Linked DNA regions of Homo sapiens: region 2 is linked to region 1. Evidence: chromatin contacts called from ENCODE Hi-C or POLR2A ChIA-PET data. All regions are on one chromosome and are shown on one strand. The core of a region is the stretch at or near the end of the contact, and the rest is flanking DNA. Distances in the headings are between cores, read along the strand shown.

The links. Hi-C counts contacts between places; a loop is a spot of excess contacts on that map. ChIA-PET counts read pairs that join two places held with the same protein, here RNA polymerase II (POLR2A). Pooled maps may share reads with other maps.
Region 2: a loop to region 1 is called in a map of B cell, with 23 times the contacts of the local background. The contact joins the promoter of BRMS1L here to the promoter of SRP54-AS1 in region 1. A Hi-C loop is called at or near these places in 4 of 168 maps with a recorded cell type or tissue (B cell, CD4-positive, alpha-beta T cell and naive thymus-derived CD4-positive, alpha-beta T cell), 5 of 37 single-sample maps with no recorded cell type and 21 of 50 pooled maps. POLR2A ChIA-PET finds 5 or more read pairs at or near these places in 6 of 52 experiments (CD4-positive, alpha-beta T cell, Caco-2, H1 and 3 more).

Annotation. Positions count from the first base shown.
Region 1 is chr14:34,977,451-34,985,328 of GRCh38, reverse strand. SRP54-AS1 (SRP54 antisense RNA 1) reads left to right here and starts at 2,763. Exons shown (of 5, transcript NR_151701.1): 1 at 2,763-2,905. SRP54 (signal recognition particle 54) reads right to left here and starts at 2,337. Exons shown (of 16, transcript NM_003136.4): 1 at 2,114-2,337. RefSeq lists enhancers at 1,867-2,126, 2,157-2,656, 2,837-2,926, 2,317-3,018, 3,137-3,186 and a silencer at 4,072-4,366.
Region 2 is chr14:35,822,915-35,830,792 of GRCh38, reverse strand. It overlaps BRMS1L (BRMS1 like transcriptional repressor), which reads right to left and starts at 4,455. Exons shown (of 10, transcript NM_032352.4): 1 at 4,135-4,455. The coding sequence starts at 4,276. RefSeq lists silencers at 3,895-4,064, 4,315-4,414.

The DNA of each region.
Region 1 (7,878 bases), core at 1,514-4,013:
AGAGGAGTTAATAGAGAAGAGGTCAAAGGGACTTAATGTATTATTTTTAATGTTTCACTTTTTATGAAGGATGTGTACATAGATGTTCATTTCATTATCCCTCCAACTAGCTGGGACTACAGGCGGCGCCACTAAGCCTGGCTAATTTTTGTCTCTTTTGTTGAGACAGGGAGTTTCGCCATGTTACCCAAGCTGGTCTCGAACTCTTGAGCTAAAGCAATCTGCCAGCCTCAGCCTCCCAAAGTATTGGGATTACAGGCGTGAGCCATTGCTCACAGCCCTTATAATCCTTTTAAAAATTTAACCTACTTGTATCACAAAATTCAACCAGAGGTCAAAACTCAAAAACGCACTGACAATCACTGCTTTTATACACTTTCGTATGCATGACATATGTCATAGTGAAAAAAAAAAAAAAAAGGAAGGTGAAGACAGTGCATTTGGTTTTGGACCTAATGAGTTTGCAAGTTTTAGGGGAAAGTACAGAACTATCAACTCATGAGATGGAGGCTAAAGAATAAGGTTTAGGCAGGGCATGGTGGCTCACACCTGTAATCCCAGCACTTTGGGAGGCCGAAGCAGGCGGATCACTTCAGGTCAGGAGTTCAAGACCAACCTGGCCAACATGGTGGAACCCCATCTCTACTAAAAACACAAAAATTAGCTGGGCGTGGTGGCAGGCACCTGTAATCCCAGCTACTCGGAAGGCTGAGGCAGGAGAATTGCTTGAACCTGGGAGGCGGAGGTTGCAGTGAGCCGAGATGGTGCCTCGGTACTCCAGTCTGGGCGACAGAGCAAATAAGGTTTGGAAAAGAACAAGGTTTGGAAATGAAAAGAATAAGGTTTGGACATGGTTGGCATATAGGGACAATGCCATGGAAGCAAGCGAGAAGCCTCGAGGAGAGCCTGTGGAAGACCATTTGGGTTATAGCAATGACTGAGGGCCAACTAAAAGGACGGCGTTAACCAAGACTGAAAATAACCAAAGAGATAGGAGCTTTTACTAATTCCCTTTCCCTTTCTCCATGGCACATAGGAGAAAATCAATTTTTAAAAAGCTACATTTATGGTTATCTTACTGTAATCCTGTGGCAGGTCCAGAATTTCCAAATAGATGGGGACAGAGGAGTAATCTGGAAGGAAGACTTGAAGATGCTTTTGCATAGTACTCTATATTAAGGTAGAAAATACCAGTTGGCCATATCAAAAAACTGAGAAAAAGCGATTTGAGGGAAATATTTCCCTCCCCTTTGGCACCACGATTGCTGTATTCTAGGCACTAAACCAAACCAAACCTCTTACCTAATCTCCTTTCTTCCTCAAAACAAGCCTATTAAGTAGATGAGGAAATTGAGGCTAGATTGGAATAGAAACTGGCTCAGGGTCACAAAGCACCTAAGGAGCACTTTAGCTCTCCCACAGCTTTCTACAGCTCTTTATATGCAACTAGTGTTTCTCATTACCCATCTTGATATAATGTGTATTTATGTGCGTTAGCTTCTCAATGGCAGAGTTAGTGTTATTCATTTCTGTATCCTTGTAGCCAAGAACAAGTATATATTTTGTTAAATTAAGCATGTGAAAGAATCAGGTGAGGATAGCATGAAGAAAGGCAGCAGGGGAAAGTTTCAAGAAATGGATGGTCAGCAGCGTCAAATGGTACAGAGAGAGCTATCAGTCTATCTTAAATCATCATTGGCATTCAACTGATATTCCATATTCGTTTATTGAACGTCTACTACACGCAGGACATTGTGTTAAGCACTACAAACACATAGGAAAAATAAAAGTCTCGTACAAGTAAAAGGATTTTCGGGGAAGTAGCTTCATCTAAATTCTTGCTCAGGAAAGCAAAACGAAGACTCAGGCCTGCAACTGCCTACATCTTATTTGGCTCAGGTAAATCGGAAGACAACTCAAAAGGGGCACAGCGCATCTTTAATAAAACTTCTCATGGAAGACGAGATAAAGAGCCACAGAAACTCAGTCTCGGTAACGATGGCCGGTGGCCACGGAGGCCGACTTCCCCCGGAGTCTCTCGCCTCCTGAGCAGCGCTGGGGCTGCCCCTCGCTCCCCCTCCGTAGTCTGGGGCGGGAAAAAGCAGACACTTACCGCAAAAGACACCGCTAAAGCCGTGGCCCTGAGGGGCCGGGAATTCCTTAGCGAGGCCCCACGCCGTCGGAAGAAACCCAAGAAAGCTGGGAGCAGACAGACAGGTATGACCCCACAACCCAACTTCCCGAACTAGATAAAGTAGGGTCCCAACGCCCAGCACCACGTCGTCAACTCCCACCAGCTGGAAGACCAACGGAGTGCCAGCGAACCTTCCGCCCAATGAGGAAACGTCACCACTCCGCGTAGTCCAGCCTTTCTATAGGAGAATCTACTTCCGCTTCCGGGGCACACCGCCGCGTTCCTTCTACGCGGCTCCTGAAACAGTTTAGATGTTTACTTGCTTACACTGGTTTTTGGTTTCAGTTTCCTACCGCTGAATAACTGCAGGAGTAAAGTTAGTGGTAAAATAGGAGGCTGTCTAGGGACGTGATTTCGGGGAAGAAGTCAGGCCTCGACGAGCCACCTTAAGAAAAGTGACTAGGCGGAGCACTCCCAGCTAAGAGCGGAAAGATGAGAGATAGAGGTGTGACTGAAGGCAGGGATCCCCAGGCGCACGTGAGACCTCCGTAGAGGGGCGGGGCTTAGGGCTTTGCAGACCGGAGGCTTGTTCCGCGGAGGGTGGGGCGGTCTCTGCTTGCGCATGCGCAATGCCAGCCAGTGCCTGCGCGGCTTGCTCCAGCAAGGTAAAATTTCCCACTGCGAGGCAGGCAGTGATGCTGCGGCCGCTTCGCACTGTGGCTCCTGCCGACCGCCAGGCGCTGTTACAGTGGATGCGAACTAACCGTAAGTGTAAGTGACCAGAGCTAGAGGCAGGTGGTGGGGGCAAGGATATGCTGCAGGCGCTGACTTTGAGGACTTAAGCGGGGTGAAGCCAACAGCCTTCCTTGGGATCGTTGTGCTGGTCTCTGCTGTCTTGGGGGGTAGATTGACCAGGGCTTTGAGTGCTCTAACGGAAAAGAGAGTTAGTTGCTCGCCACACGTAGACACCAATTAACAAGAGCGAGCCCTAGTATACAAGAAGAGGGATTTTATTTCTGAAGCCAGCCCGCTTCGTCTTTGGAGCAAAAAAGCGGGCATTTTATAAGGTACAAGAGGAAATGAGCAAGAGGTCTCTGCTAGCTGGTGCCTTATCTACCGGGTAGTTGAGTTGGTGCATTTCTGAGCAGAAATAAGTTGTAAAAGTGGCCAAGTGGGCATGCTTTCTGCTTACCCTTCTGAGGCGACCGCCTGGCGGTGGGAGTTGCGTCTTGGATCTCGTAGATGAATTTGCTCTGTAGAGAATGGTCTGGTGAGGGGAGTTGAGAGGTTATTTTGCAGTTCAAAAAGGGCTAAGTGGAAAGTGTAGTGGGGAGGGGAAAAGAGGGGAAAAAATAAACTATCTCTTGGAAAATGGGGGTAATCGGATACAGTACCACTTGGAATTAATTGGGTGTGGGAAACCTGGTTCTGAGTGGTTTGTGAGTTTTCAGCAGACTTCGGACAAGCCTTTAGAGCTCCTTGTGCCTAACCCTTTTTCTGAAAGAAAATAGAGGGTTAGCCCTCCTCCCCATTACTCCCACAAACTTGTTAGAATTGGTACGTTGCCACCTGAAAAAGCATTTTGCAGGAGAGGTTTTAGGCTGTAGCGTTAGTAGGAAGTGTTAAACGAAAAACCTTAGCCAAGTTAAATTTAACATTTTGAGCAAAGAATGATTCACGAATCGGGCAGGCTCAGAGAGATTGCAGCGCAGCCAAGTGTTGAAGATTTATAGACAGAAAAAGGCTGCAGTGAGCTTTGATCCCGCTGCTTCACTCCAGCCTGAGCGACGCAAGACCCTGTCTCTTTAAACACACACGTTAAAACTGAGGAAATGTGGTAGCTAGATCTAGTTACTGAAAAATGGGATAGATGTATTCTGGCAAAGTAAAGCCTGATGAAAGCTCAAGAAAATAGGATATTCTTATGTTTGTTAACTATAGCAAACTATCCTATGCCTGTATGCGAGAGTGTGTGTGTGTGTGTGTGTGTGTGTGTGTGTGTGTGTGTGTATGTGTGTGTATTTATTTTTTGAGACAGAGTTTCACTCTTGTTGCCCAGGCGGGGCTGCAGTGGCGCCATCCAGCTCACTGCAACCTCCACCTCCCTGATTCGAGCGATTTTGAGTGGCTGGGATTACAGGCGTCCGCCACCACGCCCGGCTCATTTTTGTATTTGTAGTAGAGACGGAGTTTCACCATGTTTCCCAGGCTGGTCCCAAACTGCTGACCTCAGGTGATCTTCCTGCCTGGGCCTCCCAGAGTGCTGGGATTGCAGGCGTGAGCCACCACGCCTGGCCACTATGCCTGTATTTTGCTGAATGGTGATTTCCATGGTTATTTTTATCCAAGCTCATGACTTGAAATGTCATTGTTAGCTGATGACTTACAATTTTAGATTTTTAACCTCGACCTCTTAAAATTCTTTGTGATGTTAGAGTCAGTAGGTTTAGATATTATAATTAACATTATTACACATTTTAGGAGTCATTTTAGATAAGATGTCAAACTGAAGATAACAGGAACATCTGCTAGTGAGATTTGACCTGGAAAGTATAGAAAACCAGATACACAGCTTTGTTTATTTATTTATTTATTGAGACGGATTCTCAGTCTGTCGCCAGGCTGGAGTGCAGTAGCACGATCTTAGCTCATTGCAACCTCTGCCTTCTGGATTCAAGTGATTCTCCTGCCCCTGGAGTAGCTGGGATTACAGGCACGAACCACCGCGTCCAGCTAATTTTGGTATTTTTAGTAGAGACGGGGTTTTACTATGTTGGCTAGGCTGGTCTTGAACTCCTGACCTCGTGATCTGCCCTCCTCGTCCTCCCAAAGTGCTGGATTACTGGCATGAGCCACCGCACCCAGCCGGATACAGCTTTATTTCTATATACACAAAATCAAGATAATAATTTCCATAATATGCTGAGTCTCCTGTCACTTCATCTAAACCCTATGTTGCACATTTCTTTTTTGTTTTTGTTTTTGTTTTTGAGACGGAGTCTCGCTCTGTCCCCCAGGCTGGAGTGCAGTGGCGCAATCTTGGCTCACTGCAAGCTCCGCCTCCCGGGTTCACGCCATTCTCCTGCCTCAGCCTCCCGAGTAGCTGGGACTACAGGCGCCCGCCACCACGCCCGGCTAATTTTTTGTATTTTTAGTAGAGAGGGGGTTTCACCGTGTTGGCCAGGATGGTCTGGATCTGCTGACCTCGTGATCTGCCCGCCTCCGCCTTCCAAAGTGCTGGGATTACAGGCGTGAGCCACCGTGCTCGGCCGCACATTTCATTCTTCATATCCCATTTGTCAATAAAACAGCACCGATTTACATCTTTTTTTTCACATTCCTCAGCACAAGGTCATTTATTCTAAAAGCACTGAGTGCCTAGAAAGATGTCACATACTGCCTAGAGCTGGCAATTGTAAAATTACTAAAACATCTTTGCCCTCAAGATTTGTTTTGTGGAGCCATTTGCAATCTAAATTTTGATTTTTTTTTTCCTGTGTTTTGTTTGTTTTTGAGATAGGGTCTTTGTCACCCAGGCTGGAGTGCAGTGGCACCATCATAGCTCACTACAGCCTCACACTCTTGGCCTCAAGGGATCCTCCCACCTCAACCTCCTAAAGTGTTCAAATTACAGGCATGAGCCACTGTACCCAGCCTCAAATTTTAGAGATATCAGTTGAGACTCTATTTTTCAAAATCAGGAAGACTTGAAAGAACGTTTTGGATAATTTTGTAAACAAGAGCCAATATCACTGGCTAAAGAATATATTTTTACTTTTTTTTTTTTTTTTTGAGTCAGAGTCTTGCTGTCGCCCAGGCTGGAGTGCAATGGCACGATCTTGGCTCACCGCAACCTCCGCTTCCTGGGTTCAAGCGATTCTCCTGCCTCAGCCTCCTGAGTAGCTGAAACTACAGGCACGTGCCACCACGCCTGGCTAATTTTTTTGTATTTTTAGTGGAGACGGGGTTTCACCGTGTTAGCCAGGATGGTCTCAATCTCCTGACCTCGTGATCTGCCCGCCTCGGTCTTCCGAAGTGCTGGGATTACAAGCGTGAGCCACCGCGCTCGGCCCTATTTTTACTTTTTTTAAAGGTACTTTTTGTTGTTTTTAAAGAAAGGGTCTCACTCTGTCACCCAGGCTGGAGGCTGGTGTGCCGTGACACTGTTATAGCCCACTGCAGCTTTGACCTCCTGGGCTCAAGCAGTCCTCCTACCTCAGCATCCTGAGTACCTGAGTAGCTGGACTATGGTGCAAACCACCACACCCAGCTTTTTTAAATTTCCTGTAGAGACAGTGTCTCACTATGTTGCCCAGGCTGGTCTCAAACTCCTGGCCTCAAGAGATACTCCCACCTTGGCTTCCCAAAGTGCTGGGATTACAGGTGTGAGCCATCGTACCTGATCTAAAGGTACTTCTTGTGCCTCTCTTCAGCAGATCCTGTAGTGAGGAAGCTCAAGCAATTTGTTAAACAATTTAAAAAATAACTTGAGTTTCTGAAGAATGTTTATTAACCCGAATATTTTAAGAAGTGAGGCCGGGCATGTGGCCCACTCCTGTAATCGTAGCACTTTGGGAGGCCGAGGTAGGTGAATTGCCTAAGCTCAGGAATGTGAGACCAGCCTGGGCAACATAGTGAGAACCTGTCTCAAAAAAAAAAAAAAATTAAAAATTAAAAAAAATTTTAAGAAGTGAGAGTATCACTGAACTTAAAATAAAGGAGTATGGTTATTTATAATCCTTAAAAAAAGTAGTGTATTAGTATACCTTCTTTATTGTGGTAAAATATGTATAAAATAAAATTTACCATTTTGACCTTTTTTTTTTTCCTTCAGACAGAGTCTTGCTCTTTGCCCAGGCTAGAGTGCAATGGCACAATCTCGGCTCACTGCAACCTCTGCCTCCCAGGTTCAAGCGATTCTCCTGCCTCAACCTTCTGAGTAGCTGGGATTACAGGCGTGCACCACACCTGGCTAATTTTTGTATTTTTAGTAGAGATGGGGTTTCACCATGTTGGCCAAGCTGGTCTCGAGCACCTGACCTCGTGATCTGCCCACCTCAGCCTCCCAAAGTGCTGGGATTACAGGCGTGAGCCACCACGGCCAGACCATTTTGACCATTTTTTACTGTATAGTTAAGTGGCATTAAATATGTTCACGTTGTTTTGTAAATATCACTATTAATCTCCAGAACTCTTGTCTTCCCAAACTGAAACTCTTAGTATACCTTTTTATGAAGTGGTCTAAGTACAGCACAAAATATTCTTCTAAACAACCATTTTTCATTTTCCTAATTAGATTTCCTTTTGCCTGGGGAAATTTGTTTTTTTTTTTTTTTTTTTTTTGAGACGGAGTCTCGCTCTGTTGCCCAGGCTGGAGTGCAGCCTCCTGAGTAGCTGGGATTACTGGCACATGCCACCAAGTCCGGCTGATTTTTATATTTTTAGTAGAAGTGGGGTTTCACCATGTTGGCCAGGCTGGTCTCGAATTCCTGACCTCAGGTGATACGCCCATCTCGGCCTCCCAAAGTGCTGGGATTACAGGCCTGAGCCACTGTGCCTGGCCTCTCCTATAATTTTTAAATAAATTTTTAAACCTCTGGCATTAAGTCATTTAAATAATGTCTTGCATGACATTTGCCTAGACTTTTAATTTAAATTATAACTCTTCTTGAATTTTTATACCATTTGATGGAATAACAAAAGACAACGCTAGATGTTGAGTATGGCTTTGGTTTTGAGTTTCA
Region 2 (7,878 bases), core at 3,206-5,705, 840 kb before region 1:
CCACCAACTCACCAGAATGTAGCACCAAAATGACTGTGTCCTTTAAAGGCTAACATTGCTCAAAAACATTTTTGGGATTCTTCTTTCAGAACTGCTCACATGGCTGATTTGCCTGTCACATAAAAAAAGAAAAGTGGCCGGGTGTGGTGGCTCATGCCTGTAATCCCAGCACTTTGGGAGGCTGAGGCTGGAGGATTGCTCGAGCTCAAGCGTTCAAGACCAGCCTGGGCAACATGGTGAAACCCCATCTCTAATAAAAATACAAAAATTAGCCAGACATAGTGGTGGATGCCTGTAGTCCCAACTGCTCGAGAGACCGAAGTGGGAGGATCGTTTGAACTTGATAGGCAGAGGTTGCAGTGAGCCAAGATTGCGCCAGCCTGGGCAACAGAGATCCTGTCTCAAAAATAAAAAGTGAAAGAAAGGCCAGGCATGGTGGCTCACTCCTGTAATCCCAGCACTTTGGGAGGCTGAGGCAGGCGGATCACCTGAGGTCAGGAGTTCGAGACCAGCCTGACCAACATGGAGAAAACCCATCTCTACTAAAAATACAAAATTAGCTGGGCGTGGTGGCACATGCCTGTAATCCCAGCTACCTGGGAGGTTGAGGCAGGAGAATCGCTTGAACCCAGGAGGTGGAGGTTGTGGTGAGCCAAGATCGTGCCATTGCACTCTAGCCTGGGCAACAAGAGCGAAACTCCATCTCAAAAAAAGGAAAAAAAAAGAAAAAGAAAAAGGAAAACTAATCTTATTATGTTTACCACAGGCTCTCCTGGTCTGCCATTCCTACGTTCCCTTATTCCGTCTACCCATATTACTATCAGTGAGAAAGAGGCAAATGAGGAGGAAAATACAAACTTTTTAAGGAAAGCAACTGTTAATTACCAGGTCTGTCCTATAGTCCACATTTTCTATGTTCATATCACATATATTCATTCATCAAAATAACTGAAGCACAAAATGATCTGCATCTTGATCTTCATCAAATAAAAGTCAAACTATGAGAAAGAGTTAAATCATGTTCAATTATTTTTATATAACATGGAAGGCTGACTCATTTTTTTCTCATTTTCTAAAACAGATTAAAAATACTTCTGGCTTTTGATTGCTTACTTCTTGGCTACTCAAAACTTGGTCCCTCAAGATGACTCACTATCCAAGTTCTCTGGATAGTAGAGGCTTTTCCGTAGCCTTAGAATTTGCTCAGCACCAACATTTGAGAAGAAAACACTGTGAAAGTTTAACATGAAAGACATATGGTAGAACAGAGATGCTTTAACAGAAGCAAACTGCAAAATTTATTTAAACAATTTCTTTGCACTTAAAATTTTGACTTGTAGTTCAAATTATTATCACATTCTTCAAAAATTAAGTTGTTCATTATTTTTTGGGATGGAATTTTTAAAAGTTAAAAATCACAAGAGTCAACATAAAAATTATAGGGGGAGAATTTTAACAAATAGAATTTTATGAGATCCTTGCTCCTATCATAAATGCAAGAACATCTGAAGACAAAATACTTTATAGATCTAAGAAACATATTCACCAACAGGCCAGGTGCAGTGGCTCCCGCCTGTAATCCCAGCACTTTGGGAGGCAGAGTCGGGTGGATCACTTGAAGTCAGGAGTTCAAGACCAGCCTGGCCAACGTGGCAAAACCCCATCTCTACTAAAAACACAAAAATTAGCCGGGTGTGTTGGAGGATGCCTGTAATCCCAGCTACTCAGGAGGCTGAGGCTGGAGAATCTAATCCAGGAGGCAGAGGTTGCAGCGAGCCAAGATCGTGCCACTGCACTCCAGCCTGGGTGACAGAGCAAGACTGTCTCAAAAAAAAGAAAAAAAAAAAAGAAATATATTCCCATACAGTCTCCTTTCTCTATATTCCCCGCTTTTGAAATCTCACCTACTTTCATGGCAAGGCAGATGACTTACAAATTATTCTCCCCTTCCCATATCGGGCAGGTTCCAATGTCACATTTCCATTTGTCAGTTGGGCAATCTTAAGCATACTGCCATCACTCCAAAAGCAACACGTCGGCCAGGCACGGTGGCTCACACCTATAATCCTAACACTTGGGGAGGCCGAGGCAGGCAGATCACCTGAGGTCAGGAGTTCAAGACCATCCTGGCCAACATGGTGAAACACAAAAATTATCTGAGCGTGGCGGCGCATGCCTGTAATCCCAGCTACTCGGGAGGCTGAGGCAGGAGAATTGCTTGTACCCTGGAGGTGGAGGTTGCAGTGAGCCAAGATGATGCCATTGCACTCCAGCCTGGGTGCCAAGAGCAAAACTCCTTCTCAAAAAAAAAAAAAAAAAAAGGCTGGGAATGGTAGCTCATGCCTGTAATCCCAGCACATTGGGAGGTTGAAGTGGGTGGATCACGAGGTCAGGAGTTCGAGACCAGCCTGGACAACATGGAGAAACCCTGTCTCTACTAAAAATACAAAAAATTAGCTTGGTGTGGTGGCACCCGCCTATAATCACAGCTACTCGGGAGGCTAAGGCAGGAGAATTGCTTGAACCCAGGAGGCGGAGGTTGCAGTGAGCCAAGATCACGCCATTACACTCCAGCCTGGGCAACAGAGCGAGACTCCATCTCAAAGAGAGAAAAGAAAAAAAAAAGCAACATGTCTGAAATACTCTTTTCTTTCACCTTCATCTCAAATCTTTCACTTTTCTATTTCTGTTGATGCTACCGCCACTCTCCTTGTATCTTGGTTTTTCTCTTACCTTCAATCCTAAACTTGCATTCATCAATCCTGTTTTGTGCTTTCTTTGAAATCACTCACATCTATACTTTCCTGTTCTTTTCCGAGCTCAACTCCTTCTCCCAAGGTTTTCACGCTCTTTTGAATAAGCCCCAAACTCTGGCCCTTGTACTTTTTCTTACATCCCTCTCCCTGCAGGGATACCCACCACCCCAAACCAAATTCTACTCATTCTTCAAGATAATTAAGGTAATCCCACCTTCTTCAGCTAGGCTTTGTGACCACCCAATATTGAAACGATTTCCTCTGCCTCTGAATTCCTACAGCAACATTTAGTTAAGCATTCATTTGGCAATTTAATCAAGTGGTGACTTATGATAGCTTTTTAAGTGAGCCCAGATAATAACTATTTATCCCTCATATTGAGTACTGTCCAGTGCTGCACAAAGAAGTCACTCATAAATATTTTTGGATGGCTGATTTACTGATTGAAATTATATCCTTCCATGGAGATTTGCTTTGCAAGGGAAACATGAAAAGAGGGCATCTGGGTGATACTAGGCTGTCATCAACCTATCATCAATGCTTCCTTTACATGACCAAAATCAGGCCAAGACAAAGAAGTCAGTCTCATCTCCATCATTTGAATCGAAAGAAAATAATCCCGGTAATCACAAATTCCATTTCACTTTAGAATAACCATTCCTAAAAGTTTGCAAAATTTATTTGTAGTGTTAATCTGCCCTCCTCCCCCACCCAAAATAATTTAAAACAGCCCAAAGTTAGAAAAAACTGAAGGGAAGAAAAGACTTGGAGAATTTTCAACGCTGCCAAAACTCAGCCAATTTATAAGCATATGAAGATCCAAAATGAGCCCGAATGTTGGTCCCTTCCTCTCAGTCTTGCAAACTTCAGGGAGCTACTGAACGGGACCGCTCTCAAGTTAGCCCCCGAAAAGACACTGATGTAAAAGTGCTGACCGGCAAGTTGACTTGCAAACTGAGGTTAATTACTAAGCCGACCCTCTGTCCCGGCAACTCACTTGCGCTGAGAAGTGAGGGTTGCAAAGGTGAAAATAGGGAAAGAGGTCGGTGGGCTGGGGAGAGGAGGCATTTCCAGTTTGTCTGCTGCGGGAAGTTGTCCGCCTGGGCTGGTCGCTCCAGAGCACCACCGGGGGCAGGACCACGCCGCGTTTGGGAGCTGGACAAGCCCAGGCCCGCCCCGCCCCGCCGCCGGGACCCATCAGGAGCCAGACAGCGCCCAGCGACCGGTCAGGGTGCAGCCCAGGGCCCAGAGCCAGTCTCCGCCCCTTCCCTCTGTCCCCGCCCCGCTTTCCCAGCAGGACGCAGCCGCCTGGCGTGCGGAGAGCGGCCTGTCGCGCGCTGGGCGCGGGGACTCAGGGTCCCAGCAGTGGGTCGCGCACCTGAGCTATCTCCATCCTCGGAGACCGACGAGCTCTCAGTGTCCTCGTCCTCGGAGCTGCTCCCCTCATTTTCGGCGTAGTCCACCTCCATCTCATCGTGATGGTTGGTCTCCTTCTTATCCCCTCGGGAATGGACTGGCATTTTCCAGCCGCGCCGTCGCTTTCCACTACCGGCGCCCAGCCCGGCCACCGCCGCTTCAATGAAGGGCGCGCGGAACGCCCCAACCCACCCAGCCACCGAGCTTGCTCGCCCCCTTGGCTCCTCCCCGCCCCCGGCCCGGGCCTCACAACCTAACCCGCAGGCTCTGCGATGGGAGCTCTGCCATTGGCGGAGGCCTTCCACCGAGCCAGAGGGCGGGGGCTTGCCCTGCTCTGGTACGATTGGTTGCCCGCAATTACGACGCGGCCTTCCGATGCTTGCCGGGAGTTGTAGTTCGTAGGTCTCAGACCTGCAGGGGCTGCACGCTTCCATCCCTCGGCAGCCCTGATCACTTCTTCCTTCTGGACTTCAAGTCCCACAAGGCACGAAAGCTGACACTCTGGATCGCAGTTTATAAACTAAACAGAAACAGATTGTGCGAATTTAGTCTGTATTTATCTATTTCCCGCCAAGTGATTGTTTGACCTGCCTGACCATCAGAGATGTTACTGTTAGATGTGAAAATGTCTTTTGCCTAAAAGGATCTTTGCCTGCTCATTGAGCCTGGGGAACTGGAGAACCATCTGTTTTACTAAGCACCTTTATTACCTACCATTAATAAACTGTTTTATTTAATTATTAACTATAGACGATAACTTGCACTTTCTGTGTTGTGCAAAAATCTTTAAATTATTCTTGAAACTTTTACAATACAGAAGGTAAGGAAGTTTTATCTTGGCATTTTCAATCTAATATTTTTGGCATTTATTTTTTACCAAATGCAGTCGGAAAATGCCATCAGTCCTGATTTAACTTTAGTTTTCAATGAAAAATACATACTTAACCAGATGTACTTTCTCAAAAAAAGGGTACATAGCTCCCTCTCCCTCTCCCTCGCCCTCGCCCTCGCCCTCGCCCTCTCCACGGTCTCCCTCTCCCTCTCTTTCCACGGTCTCCCACTGATGCCGAGCCGAAGCTGGACTGTACTGCTGCCATCTCGGCTCACTGCAACCTCCCTGCCTGATTCTCCTGCCTCAGCCTGCCGAGTGCCTGCGATTGCAGGCGCGTGCCGCCACGCCTGACTGGTTTTCGTATTTTTTTGGTGGAGACGGTTTCGCTGTGTTGGCCGGGCTGGTCTCCAGCTCCTAACCGCGAATGATCCGCCAGCCCCGACCTCCCGAGGTGCCGGGATTGCAGACGGAGTCTCGTTCACTCAGTGCTCAATGGTGCCCAGGCTGGAGTGCAGTGGCGTGATCTCGGCTCGCTACAACCACCTCCCAGCCGCCTGCCTTGGCCTCCCAAAGAGCCGAGATTGCAGCCTCTGCCCGGCCGCCACCCCGTCTGGGAAGTGAGGAGCGTCTCTGCCTGGCCGCCCATCGTCTGGGATGTGAGGAGCCCCTCTACCTGGCTGCCCAGTCTGGAAAGTGAGGAGCGTCTCTGCCCGGCCGCCATCCCATCTAGGAAGTGAGGAGCGTCTCTGCCTGGCAGCCCATCGTCTGGGATGTGGGGAGCACCTCTGCCCCGCCGCCCCGTCTGGGATGTGAGGAGCGCCTCTGCCCAGCCGCGACCCCGTCTGGGAGGTGAGGAGCGTCTCTGCCCGGCCACCCCGTCTGAGAAGTGAGGAGACCCTCTGCCCGGCAACCGCCCCGTCTGAGAAGTGAGGAGCCCCTCCGCCCGGCAGCCGCCCCGTCTGAGAAGTGAGGAGCCCCTCCGTCCGGCAGCCACCCCGTCTGGGAAGTGAAGAGCGTCTCCGCCCGGCAGCCACCCCGTCCGGGAGGGAGGTGGGGGTCAGCCCCCGCCAGGCCAGCCTCCCGGACGGGAGGGAGGTGGGGGGGTCAGCGCCCCGCCCGGCCAGCCGCCCCTTCCGGGAGGGAGGTGGGGGGGTCAGCGCCCCGCCCGGCCAGCCGCCCCTTCTGGGAGGGAGGTTGGGGGTCAGCCCCCTGCCCGGCCAGCCGCCCCGCCCGGGAGGTGAGGGGCGCCTCTGCCCGGCCGCCCCTACTGGGAAGTGAGGAGCCCCTCTGCCCGGCCACCACCCCGTCTGGGAGGTGTGCCCAACAGCTCATTGAGAACGGGCCAGGATGACAATGGCGGCTTTGTGGAATAGAAAGGCGGGAAAGGTGGGGAAAAGATTGAGAAATCGGATGGTTGCCGTGTCTGTGTAGAAAGAAGTAGACATGGGAGACTTGTCATTTTGTTCTGTACTAAGAAAACTTCTTCTGCCTTGGGATCCTGTTGATCTGTGACCTTACCCCCAACCCTGTGCTCTCTGAAACATGTGCTGTGTCCACTCAGGGTTAAATGGATTAAGGTCGGTGCAAGATGTGCTTTGTTAAACAGATGCTTGAAGGCAGCATGCTCGTTAAGAGTCATCACCACTCCCTAATCTCAGGTACCCAGGGACACAAACACTGCGGAAGGCCGCAGGGTCCTCTGCCTAGGAAAACCAGAGACCTTTGTTCACTTGTTTATCTGCTGACCTTCCCTCCACTATTGTCCTATGACCCTGCCAAATCCCCCTCTGCGAGAAACACCCAAGAATGATCAATAAAAATAAATAAATAAATAAATAAATAAATAAAGGGTACATAGACAAGGAAGCCTCAATAGGTATCATAACTCATTAAGTGACCATTTATCCTCTGTATCAGGTATCTTGGTAAGCCCTTTACATGGGTTTAGTGAGTTTAATTCTCAATTTAATAGCCCTGAGTTAGGTGCCATTGTTATTCCCATTTTACGGATAAGGAAACTTCATTTGCAGACCAATCTTAAAACTATATTTTACCCCTTATAACGACAGGGTTTCTTCTTCTTGAAGTGGCAATTTGCTATTGAAAGATAGTACAGGCCGGCAGGGTGGCTAACGCCTGTAGTCCCCACACTTTAGGAGGCCGAGGCGAGTGGATCACTTGAGGTCAGGAGTTCAAGACCAGCCTGGCCAATATGGTGAAACCCAATCTCCAGAGGCTGAGGTGAGAGAATTGCTTGAACTTGAGAGGTCAAGATTGCAGTGAGCCGACATTGCACCACTGCACTCCAGCCTGGGTGACAGAGTGAGACCCTGTCTCCTGTCTCAAAGAGAAAAAAAAAAAAGTTCATAGAATATTGTGGATTGTATAGCATTGCATTCTCAAAGACAAGGTCCAAAAATATGCAGTTAAATTTGCAATTTTATTTAATTATCTATCTATTTAGAGACAAGATCTCGTTCTATCGCCCAAGCTGGAGTGCAATAGCAACCTCAAACTTCTGGGCACAAGCGATCATCTCGCCTCAGCCTTCCAAACACCTGAGACCACAGGCACATGCCACCATGCCCAGCTAATATTTTCGTTTTTTTTTAGTGACAGGGTCTAGCCCAGGCTGGTCTCGAACTCTAGTCTCAAGCAATCTGTCCACCTAAGCCTCCCAAAAGCACTGAGATTCCCAGATGTGAGCCACTGTACCCAACCTAGATTTGTAATTTAATGACAGAAAACCTTTTAAGTGCTACCTATCTCTTACAGAGTAAAATACAAAATAAGGGATGTGTATTATATTTAGTGTCAGCCTACTTCTCCCTTTCTCATTTTACAGTATTGTCCAAAATTGAACTCCTTACAGTT